2 separate regions of the Mus musculus genome follow, and region 1 is linked to region 2. The links are chromatin loops, found by intact Hi-C in ENCODE. Cell type or tissue: left cerebral cortex. All regions are shown on one strand. Each heading gives the region's core, and the rest is flanking DNA. Links, peaks and the distances in the headings are about the cores only.

Region 1 (5,470 bases), core at 348-5,347, 120 kb before region 2:
GTTCAGTCTCCAGGATTACACACACACACATACAAAATGGTAGACGCTCACTATATAGCAGTTTTAATTCCCTAATATTCAAATGCCCCTTACAGACATAGGAGTAAAAAGCATAAACCAAGGGCAGTCCCCAGGCCCCAAGAATATCAGAGGGTAATGGTTTTCTTCCATGTAATGCCGGACAAAAAGTAGGCCCTTCTCTAACAAGTCCAAGAGATACTGATGCACTAGGACTCTGCAGCACATTAAAGAGGACAGAGTTTACAGGCACGTACTCTGAACATGTGACCCAAGTTCAATTACAACCTTGGCCAATTCCGTTCATTTTTCTACACTATCCATTCAGGTCATAACAGACATACTCAACAAAGTCACTCCGTTTGATTCTTTAACTTTTGTTAAAAAAATTTTTTTCAACTGGGAATTTAACACAGTATCTCACATGTGCTCTATCAAGGACTGCTACACCCGAGATGACTAACTTCTGGATTTCTATCTGCCTATCCACCCCATTCCTCAAAGTTAAGTGAATGTCTGCTAGCACCAGTTTACTCTGTTCCTCCCACACTGGCCTAAGAGCCATTGCCCAATCAAGTGCCTCAGGACTAGCTGTACTTGTCTTTTTGTTCTTGCTGTTAGACAAGGTCTCCAGTAGCCCAGGCTCACTGGGAACCCACTCTGTAGGCAAGGCTAGTAGTCTAGAATCCCATGTCCTCTGAGTGCTGTGATTCCAGCTTGCACCACCACACTGGACTGGCACTTGCTGCCGCTCAGGTGGCATGGCTTACACTCCCCAGTGAAGTGTACAGACACTGAACATATCCCCACCTTTAAGCCTTTGGTCAAATGCCATCTTATTTATATCTTCTTGAGCAAGTCACTAAAACATTCAGTGACTGGAACGCACACTTTATTTTTCTTTTTTTTAAGCTTTTATTTATTTTTTGTATATGAGTACACTGTAGCTGTCTTCAGACACAGCAGAAGAGGGCATAAGACCCCATTACAGATGGTCATGAGCCACCATGTGGGTGCTGGGAATTGAACTCAGGACCTCAGGAAGAAGAGTCAGTGCTCTTAACCACTGAGCCATCTCTCCAGCCTCCCGCCCACCTTCTGTCTTTGAAATTTACTCACTTGGCATTCCCCACACATTTGCTTTAATTAAAAAAAAAACCTTCCCTACCAGTAAACTTCATGAGGGAACATATTTGTTCCCTGCTGTACCCCAATACTCAAAATAGGGCCTGTAAGGGGAGGCACTCAACTGTTGGTTGACTGGGAAGAATATGAAGTCACCAGGAGATCTAGCTCCGAGTGACAGAGCATGTGTCTAGCACGTGCAAGGCCTGGGCTCAGTCATCAACACCAAAGAAAATAAAGGAAATAACTATGAAATACTTTCCATCTGTGTGAGACACACACAGCATTCTCTTTCTGAATGGGCAGCCCAGTTGAGTCTCAACAATAACAAAAAAAGGCTCATCGGAGCGAGTCCAAAACCCAAAAGACCTCTAGGCCAGCCTTCTTTCCTCTTTAAAACTTCATGTTTCCTGGGTTTCTCTTGGCCTTTATCTCTTCACACATCATTTCTTCTAAAACTGAAGCTTATAGGATACTCTAAATTTGGCTTTTATGATGTCAAACTATGGAGGCAATAGAGACAGACCAGCGTTCAAGAGCACCAGCTGGTCTTCCAAAGGACCAGGGCTCGATTCCCAGCACCCGTATGGCTGCTCACCTAGTGCCATGACACAACCCTCTTCTGGCCTCTGCCTGCACTGTGCACGTGCTGCACAGACGTCCAGGCTGGCAAAACACCTACACCTACAAACTGTTTTGTGGGTTTGTTTTTTTTAAGTTTTTAGGAGGAACAGAAAACTCAACAGATGTCTCCCACCTAGACCCCAACACTTCCGTTTTCTCTTCACGCCCCCACCTCACAAACTTGACTTCTCCTCCGCCACTTCCCCGGCTCATCCACACCTTCTTCCCCTGGGTTTCAGCGCTCTCTAAGCATTGGCCTAGGCGAGGGACGAGGCCATCTCTCCTCCAGCTCCTCCCACCTACCGCCGGCCTTCGCGCACACCCGCCCGGGTCCCCGGCTTCTGACCCAGCGGTAAGCCCCCAAGGATCCGAGAACCGGAGGAGAAAAGCAGGTGAGCCGCTTCTTAGGCGATCCTTGTGCGCAACCGGATAAGAGATTTTTGAACCACGCACCTCGCAGGCCAATGGAGCAGGCGGACGGAGTGCGGACAGGCCCGCAATCACCAAGCCCACACCACTCACACAGCCAAGCTCCTGGAAACGCAGATGCTACGCTCCAAGCGCGCCGCCATCTTGCGCAGCCAATCCGCGCCGTGACTGGACAGACTACTCTCGCGAGACTTTTGACTTAGCCTAAAGAAAGAAGGAACTATCGCGATACTTGGAGACGGCGGTGAGTTTTCACCCAGGTTTGGGGGTGTGGTCGGCCGGGAGTCTTCTTAGGTTAGCGGATGGAGAAGACCTCACTAGTCCGCTGGCATGCAGCTATGTGATGGAGCCCGGCCAGGAACTTGGAACTACCCTCCTCCCCTGGCCTTTCTGGGTGCTGGGATTACAGGGATGGGCTACCCCACCAAGTTGTAAACGTTTGTTTTCCTTTGTTTTGAATGTAGCTTTCTTCAGCTCTCCCCAGCCTTACTAAATAGTACTAAATCTAGTCTTGGACAGGAAATAGGAAGGCTAGATGGGTTTGATGGCAATTAACACTTAAGTGCACAGCAAATCTGTGTGATGACACAGTAGTTACAGATAAACCTGTGAGATGGGTAAATAACTGGTACTTAGAAACTGTTTTGGGTGGGATAGGGGACGGGGAAATGGCTACCCTAACAAAAGACCCAGGTTCGAGTCCCAGCCCCAATATGGTGACTCGAAACCAGCTGTAACTCTAGTCCCTAAGTGCCCTCTGGAAGGCACACGTGCACGTGGTGCACAAACATGGAGGCAAACAGCCATACACATAAAGGTAAACCTCTTTTTAAATTCTATTTTTTTTTTTTAAAGAAACTGATTTGGCTAAAAAAAGCATTGAATCTGGACTCACGAAGCAAAAGGATAAAATCCTGGCGTGCGTTTGTTTGTTTGTTTGTTTGCTCGAGACAGGGTTTCTCTGTGTAGCCCTGGCTGTCCTGGCACTCACTTTGTAGACCAGGCTGGCCTTGAACTCAGAAATCTGAACTCAGAAATGCCTCTGCCTCCCCACCAATAGGCATTTCGTTGTCAGTTTTGTACGATGTTCTGTTCCAGATTGGCCAAAGGGTGTTTTCAGATTGTCTGTGTCAGTCACCTGGAATTCCTGGAACAGTAGGACTGATCAAGAAATACTTTTATAGAGCAATGCTAGGCCTCAAAGGACGGGAATGCCTCCTCTGTACTCACTGAGGGCAATTACCTGCATAGACGAAGCTATGTGCTGCAGAAGGAACAGTTGTCTTCAGGGAGCCCAGTTGCTTCCCTCCACCTTGCAGACCAAGCAGAACAGGACCAAGACCACACTGACCTTGGCTACTTTATTAGCTATGCTAATACCCCCCCAATTGCCCTACCCCCAATTTTTCCTTCATTTAACCCTAAGTATGGTGTTATAGGCCTGTAAATCCAAGCATTTGGGATATTGAAGCTGGAGTATGAGTTCATCCTATACTGTCTATCAAGTTCCAGGCCACCCTGGTCTACATGAGACCTTGCTCAAAAAGCCAAAGCGGCAGTGTACCACTAGATCAGTGGTAGAATGCAAAGGCCTGTGTAAACTAACACCACAAAGAAGAGATAGATAGATAGATAGATAGATAGATAGATAGATAGATAGATAGATAGATAGATAGATTGATTTATGGGTAGATAGATGTATAGATTTATGGATAGATAGATAGATAGATAGATGTATAGATTTATGATAGATGTATAGATTTATGGGTAGATAGATGTGTAGATTTATGGGTAGATAAATTAGCATAGCCATAAAATGTGGGCTGTCGAGACACTTGATGGACAATCATGAAGACCAGAATTTGGACCCCAGTCTCCACATAAGGAGCAAGGCACACCTGGGGCTTATTCGTTAAAGAAAAGAAAAGTATAAGCTGCACGCTCACAGACAGACTTTGCCTCAAAGGAGTAGGGAGACAACGATAGAGGCCATTCAATGGCCTCTTCTGGTTTCCACAAATGTGTACATGCACGCCTATGCCATACACTCACACAAATTAGTGTTTAAAGATTTTTGTAACTGAAGATTTGAAAAAAAAAACCCTGATAGATTTGTGGATGTGGGTAGGTGGCTCACAGTCACCTATAACTCACATTCCACGGTATCTGACACTCCAGGGTGTCTGACACCCTCTTCTTGCCTCCTCAGACACCATACTCACATGCATATACCAGAACACAGAGACACACATATAATTCAAAATAAAATAGATATTTTAGAAAAATGGGGCTGCAGAGGTGGCTCCACAGTTATGAGCGCTGTCTGCTCTTCCAAAGGACCCAGAGTCAATTTCCAGGACCCATGGGACAGCTCAGACCTGTCTGTAATTCCAGCTGCAGGGGACCCATTGTCTCTGGCACACAAGTGATGCACAGAAATACATGCAGCCAAAACACCTGCACACATAAATGAAAATGATAAGCTGGGCGTGGTGGCACACACCTTTAGTCCCAGCACTTGAGAGGCAGAGACAGGTAGATTTCTGAGTTCGAGGCCAGCCTGGTCTACAAAGTGAGTTCCAGAACAGCCAGAGCTACACAGAGAAACCCTGTCTCGAAAAACCAAAAAAAAAAAAAAAAAAAAAGAGAAAGAAAATGATAACTTTAAAAGAATATTTTTGAGTATTTTGTCTATTACTTTTGTATGTATGGGTGTTTGCTGCATTTGTCTGTACGCCGCATGCATGCAATACTCCTGAAGGCCAGAAGAGGGTGTGGGATCCGCCTTGGAACTAGCGTTACAGACAGTTGCAAACTGCAATTCAGGTGCTAAAAATTGAACCTGGAGTTCTCTAGAAAAGCAGTCAGTGCTCTTCACTGCCGAGCATCTCTTCAGCCCCTAAAATAAATTTTTAAAAAGATTTGAAAGAGAAATAAGTTAGGCAATGGTAGCACACATAATACCAACACTTGGGAAGCAAAGGTAGATGGATCTCTGTGAGTTCAAGGACAGCCTGGTCAACTGAGCAAGTTCCAGGACAACAACCAGGGCTACACACAGGGAGAAACCCTGTCTCAGGAGAAAAAAAAATGTATTCCATTGGGAAATGTTCCCACTTTATAACTGAACAGGCTTGTATTGACAATCAGGTCTTTTCAGTTTCTCTGTCCTTATTGCCCTAGGAGAGGCAACAGCAGTAGATAGAGGTTGTCTCATTCTTGGAAGAGCTGTTGGAAGGGTGACTGAAACTGCCTGGAGATGACCTTGGCCTGG
Region 2 (5,470 bases), core at 254-5,253:
TCCTGGGAGGGGAGCAGGCAGCCTGGTAACAATGCTAAAGGAGTCTCACTCAAGTTAACGTTAAGCCAGTGCTCACTTGAGGCCATCTCCCCAGAAGGACCATATTCAAATCAACTATCCCATCTCATTCAAGGAAACTAAAGCTCCACACAGCTTATAAGTGAGCTGTCCAAGGTCACAGAGGCAAAAGGCTGTGAAGCTAAGTCTAGGAAAAGGGATGTGTGTCGAAGTTCCAAACCCAACCTCTGCACGCTACTTTTAGAGTAAGGTCTATTGCCATTCTCCCCAAGAGACCAGGCTACAGCAGTGCCTTCCCCTGGAAGCCTAAGGACTCAGTCCAGGTGGTGCATGAGGCCATAGATGACCCAAGTCTCTACTCCCTTGCACTCAGATCCTAGAGGTCTTTGAAGACCTAGGTTTTAGGGAAGTGAAATAAAAAGGCAATCCTCTGCAGAATGGGACTAACTGCCTAAATGGCACTTAGTACACTGCTAACCTCCACCTACAGTCTCTAGGAGAGATCCGAGCGGAAAGACAACACACAGCCTTCCTAGGCCTAGACAGCACTCCCCTAGCCAGAGATGGTCACAGGCAGGAGTTACAAAGGGGTCTGAGTAACCACAAGTAGTCTCTGTATGCCACTCCAGTCTGACAGCATCTTCAGAGACTATGCCAGGGCCAGGCCACACCCTAGCTAAGGAATCAGCAGGTAGGGGCAGAACAGGAAGTCGAACTCCAAAAGATACACTGCCCCATCCTTGAACCCAGGGCTTCAAGACAAGAGGACAGAGGCAGAGAGACAGCTTATGGAAGATCCTGCTTGCCTCCTTCCTGTTTCCCCAGACCAGAAATAGGTCTTCAAGGTCCAAGTGTCTTCTCAGACACCACCCAAAAAGAGCTTTAAGATCCTGCTGGAGAGCTTATAAGCCCCTAAATTCTCCCCTCGTCTGCCAAGTCCCCTTCAGTTTCCACGCCCAACTCAGGGAGCCCTCCCCTGTACAGAAGGAACCTGACACACCACTGTGAACTTGAAAAACCTGCCTGTTCTCTTAACCCCTAAAAGTTACTTTATTCTTAAGGTAACTGTCCCTGGCCTGCCTCGATCGCCTCCTCAAAGGTACTGGAGAGCTCTAGAAAGAGGGGCTGTGGGTCAGGGGCTACACTTTGATACCCATGCAGAAACCTTACCATGGGATAGCAGATGGGTGGGGGAGGGCAGGGGGAGCAGGACAAACACGACACAGGCTCCATTTATGTCTTTCTTCTTTTGAACAGATCCAAGATGGCCGGATAGTCTGTTATCTATACCAGTTTTCTGGGACACAGAAGCCAAGATCCTACCAAGTAGAAAGTCCTGTGTGTCCCCAAGATGAAGAACTATGCTCTGACCCCAACCCAGCACCCCCTGACACACACACACACCCAAGAGTCCCTTAGCATATAGTTAAGGGAGCTTCATTCATCAAAAATCCTCCACTACCATTCCAGTTCCTAAATCCCCTGAATCACATACATAATAACCCAGCATGCCCACCTCAGCTTCCTCTAGGCTGGGCTGGGGTAGACTTGGCATGCTAGCCGTAAACTGGAAATCCAAATGCTTCCCTGGACAATGAAATCACTATGACCTTGGACAAGCTGCTTCATATCTCTTCAGATCTCTTTGATGGAGGGGAAACAGGCAGCTCTAACCTTCTCTTACCCAGCCTGCCCATGGATTCAGAGCCACGACATTTTTCAGCACTTCTTGTGCTTGGGTACAACTCAGGCCTTGTCTTGGGCAAGGTAAGTCCACTGTGATGGATAACAGTCTAGCAAGTGCTAGGCCCATTAGGGCCATCCTTACTCCCGTGTTAGCCTTAGTCTGCTCACCGGAGCTGGGAAGAATAAGGAGATGAGCTGAGGAAAAGAGAGATAAAGAGGGTCTGCACTCACTGGCATCCTGGGTAGAAAGGACCAGGCTGGCTCTGAGGAAAAGTGAGGAGGCCCTAGGAAGGGGTTTCCAGTTTCAAGGCTGGAGCCTGAGACTTGGTAAAAAACTAACAGAAAGGGCACAGGCTAAGTACAAGAGAAGTAGGCCCCACCCCTAGACAAGCCTCTGCCACTCCCAAAGCCACCACCACACAGCCCCCACGGGGGAGAGCTGGGCGCTCCACTCCACACTAATGACCTTTGCCTTAAAAAAACAGCAGCTCTAGTCTGACCCACTTTTCGCAATAAGGCAGGTTAATGATCAAGTTCAGGCACAAACACCTCCCCCTGACAAACAGCTAGGCTTTGCCCACACACAGGCAGGACCCCAAACCCCTGATCAAGTGGAGGCCAGTAACTAAAAGAATTGAGACCACAGCCTGATGACTTGGGGTTAAGCCCTTGTCTCTAAGAATGTACCAGAGACAACCCACCCCAATAACACACACACACACACACCCCAACTTGCGCTCTTCCCATAGTCCAAGTTTGGGCAGCTCCAAACTGAGCCTCACTCACAGTGCTGCAGCTCTGCCGCACAGGAACGTCTAGGACAAGAGAACCAGAAGGTGGCAGGGCCGCAAGTGTCACTGCCCCCAGCCCCAAGAGCTCCCCAAGCAGGGGCGCGGAGGGGGTGGGGCCGCCGATTCCATCGGTCTGCGGCGGCGGCGCACCCTGAAACCAAACCGCGTGTGCGCGCACGTGTCCCCGCGATCTTGCGCGAGTGTGTCCGCCGTGGATGCCCTTCCACGGTCCCCACGTGCGAAGTCCAGGCCGTAGCCGGGGGTGCCACTGAAGGTGACCTTCAGGGCGGGGGCGGCCCAGTGCACCGCCCACACTGACGCGGAGGGAAGACGGTTGTTCCCACCGAGTCCCGAGCCCTCCGGCCGGACTCGGCCCGGGCTCTAGCCCAGCTGTCCCTGCCCCCGGCCCACTCACTCACCAGCCGCGTTCGGCCGCCCCTTGCCGCCGGCCTGCGAGCCGTGCTCCCGGGCGCTGTCGGCCGGGGCGGCCGCCGGCAACTCGTCCGTCTTGATGACCATGGCGGGAGCAGGCGTCCGGCTCGCCTGTCCGCGCCGCACGCCGCGCCACTAACCCAAGTGCCCTGCGCGCCACGGCCGCTGCGGGAAGGACGGAGTCACCGGCCCACGTGGTGCGCGCTTTAGCCTTTGACCCCGCCGCCGCTCCCCTACCCCGCCCTCGCGCCCGGCCTGCCCACGGCAGACGACGAGGGACAAAACACCGAGCACTCCGTAGTCAGTTCACAGATTCAGTGACTCTTTCAAAGCCTTAAAGGCAACGCGTCCGGGCTCAAAGGGGAGAGGCCTCGGCCCCCTGGTGAGGCGGGGCTTCCGGGAGACGTTTCCTAGGTTCGCCGCCCGTTGGGCGGGCGCCGTGACCTTGGGTGGAGACTTGTCTAGGACTGCCTTCGCTCCCTATTCCCCCTCCCCCAATGACCCTCTGCTTCTTATTGAGCATCTGCCAAAAGACCGCGTCGTTCTAAAGCAGCTTTGTTATCACGACCCTCTGTATCCTCCTCACCGAGTGGGCTCTTTCCTACTGAAGGGAAGGGTCTAGAGTGTATTTGGATTATTGAGGAAGATCGCTTCTAGGCCTTTTGGCTAAGATCAAGTGTGGATTATTGAGGAAGGTGTGCAGGTTGCAAATATGCATAAAGTGTCAGAAACAGACTATGAAAACTTGGACTCAGCACCATGGGCTCCTCCCCTATCTGTGTAAAACACACACACACTCACTCACTTCCAGGCCACTATCTTGGTTTACAGTGAAGGACAATGAGGGCCAAAGTCACAGAACAAGTTCAGATTTAGACCAATAAATAGATCCTTACTATAGTTGTTATCTATTTTTCAGTTCTTTTGGTTGGGTGGGGAATAAGGAGTGAGGTCCATGATTGCTGGGGGAGGGGGGGTACTTTTCTTGTGTGTGCCCTACTGAGTATTAAATTCAGGACCTCTGGCATGGTAAAGGTGTCTACTGCTGAGAGACAACCCTAGTCTCAGGTGATATTGAAACCAGGTCTATCCAGACAGTTATGTTCAGGCAGAGAGGGGACAGGGTAAGCCTTCCATGCACAGGTGGAAAAGCCCTTTGTGAAACACTAAACACAGTCTTTACACTTGCTAGGATTTAATGGACCCTGGCAATCTGAGGCTGAGATGGGAGCGGTCTACATACACCCTTGTATACATTGCAAAGGAAAGTTAAATCTGCTTTCCTTTTAGAGATCTAGTGTGACCACAAGGGCCTGCAATCCCAGTTCTTGATAGGTAAAGGCTGGAGGACCTGAATTTGGAGACCAGCTTGGGCTACATAGTAACACACTGTCAGAATAGAATACATAGGAAGTTCAGTTTGCCCCTAGAGCACATGTGATGATGAGAACTGAAGCCAAAAGAAGAAGGAACCCTCCATTGAAGGGAGAGGGAGGAGAGAAATGTATGTGTCAGAAAGATCCTCTTGACTGTTATGTGAGGGCAAAGGAGAACTGAGCAGGACTAAGGAGAAGTGATTTCAGGCTATTGCACAAGGAAGTTGGAAGAATGACCAAGACCTTATTGCTGGGTGCACATAGAAATCAGGCAGCAGGAACCTGGCTCAGTGTTTCCATCCGTCATCCCAGCACTCAGAAGGCAAGGAGAGAATATAAAGGGTTTAAGGTTAGCCTGGGCTTCCTGGCTAGACCCAGTCTCAAGAAAACACACAACAAACAAACAGACAAACAAACAAACAAACAAAAGGCAGGCAAGCAAGGTGTGTGTGGACCTGACATCGAAGTGGACTGGAAGTCAGTCCCTAGGAACCCGTACCTGTCTCTTGTAGTGAACTTGAGCAAATCACTATCATCTTGCTGAATCTCAGGTGTTTTGCTGTGTGTAGATACATGTTTGTGTGTTCTTGCCTTTACTACATTTTTATTGTGTGTGTGTGTGTGTGTGTGTGTGTGTGTGTGTGTGTGTGTGTGAGTGAGTGCATGTCCTTCACCTCACCTTATTTCTTAAAGTAAGGTCTCTCTCACACTCTCACTGAACTTGGAGCTCAGCAGTTAGCTAAGCTGGCTGGCTAGCTAACAAATCTGAGGAATTCTCCAGTTTCCATCTTGGGTGCTGGAATTGTAGGGGACTATCCTTATGCCTGGCTTTGTACTTTACTAACTGAGCCCTGTGCTTTTGTTTTTACTTTTAATTATATGTATGTATATATGGCATGTACGCACATGTGTATATGAGTGAGTGAGTGAGTGAGTGAGTGAGTGAGTATGTGTGTGTGTGTGTGTGTGTGTGTGTGTGTGTGTGTGCAGTTGCTGACCTGGAAAGCTCCAAGCAATGTCCTGTGCAAGGCTGCAAGACTGTCTGAGTGTTCAGGGCACACCTTGAGTGCTTCTGGGTGGAGACTATTCTTTGGTTGCTTGTTTGAGAAAGGGGTCTTATTCTATAGTTTAGGCTGGCTTGGAATTCACGACATAAATTACAGGGAT

The links. Hi-C counts contacts between places; a loop is a spot of excess contacts. Peaks named below come from ENCODE experiments on the same cell type or tissue, not always from the same donor. Only the 100,000 strongest peaks of a DNase experiment are listed, where the experiment ranks them.
Region 1: a loop joins it to region 2, with 2.0 times the contacts of the local background. A loop is called at or near these places in 12 of 42 quality-filtered maps.

What each region holds. Positions count from the first base shown.
Region 1 is chr11:74,767,735-74,773,204 of GRCm38, reverse strand. It overlaps Mettl16 (methyltransferase like 16), which reads right to left and starts at 2,342. Exons shown (of 10, transcript NM_026197.3): 1 at 2,221-2,342. In left cerebral cortex, for the core only: a CTCF peak has its summit at 4,955 (motif pointing right); DNase peaks (open chromatin) are centred at 2,382 and 4,967; H3K4me3 peaks cover 1,484 bases; H3K27ac peaks cover 1,035 bases.
Region 2 is chr11:74,647,139-74,652,608 of GRCm38, reverse strand. It overlaps Cluh (clustered mitochondria (cluA/CLU1) homolog), which reads right to left and starts at 3,105. Exons shown (of 26, transcript NM_001081158.3): 1 at 2,915-3,105. The coding sequence starts at 3,014. In left cerebral cortex, for the core only: no CTCF peak of the experiment used is centred there; DNase peaks (open chromatin) are centred at 2,731 and 3,231; H3K4me3 peaks cover 2,324 bases; H3K27ac peaks cover 1,526 bases.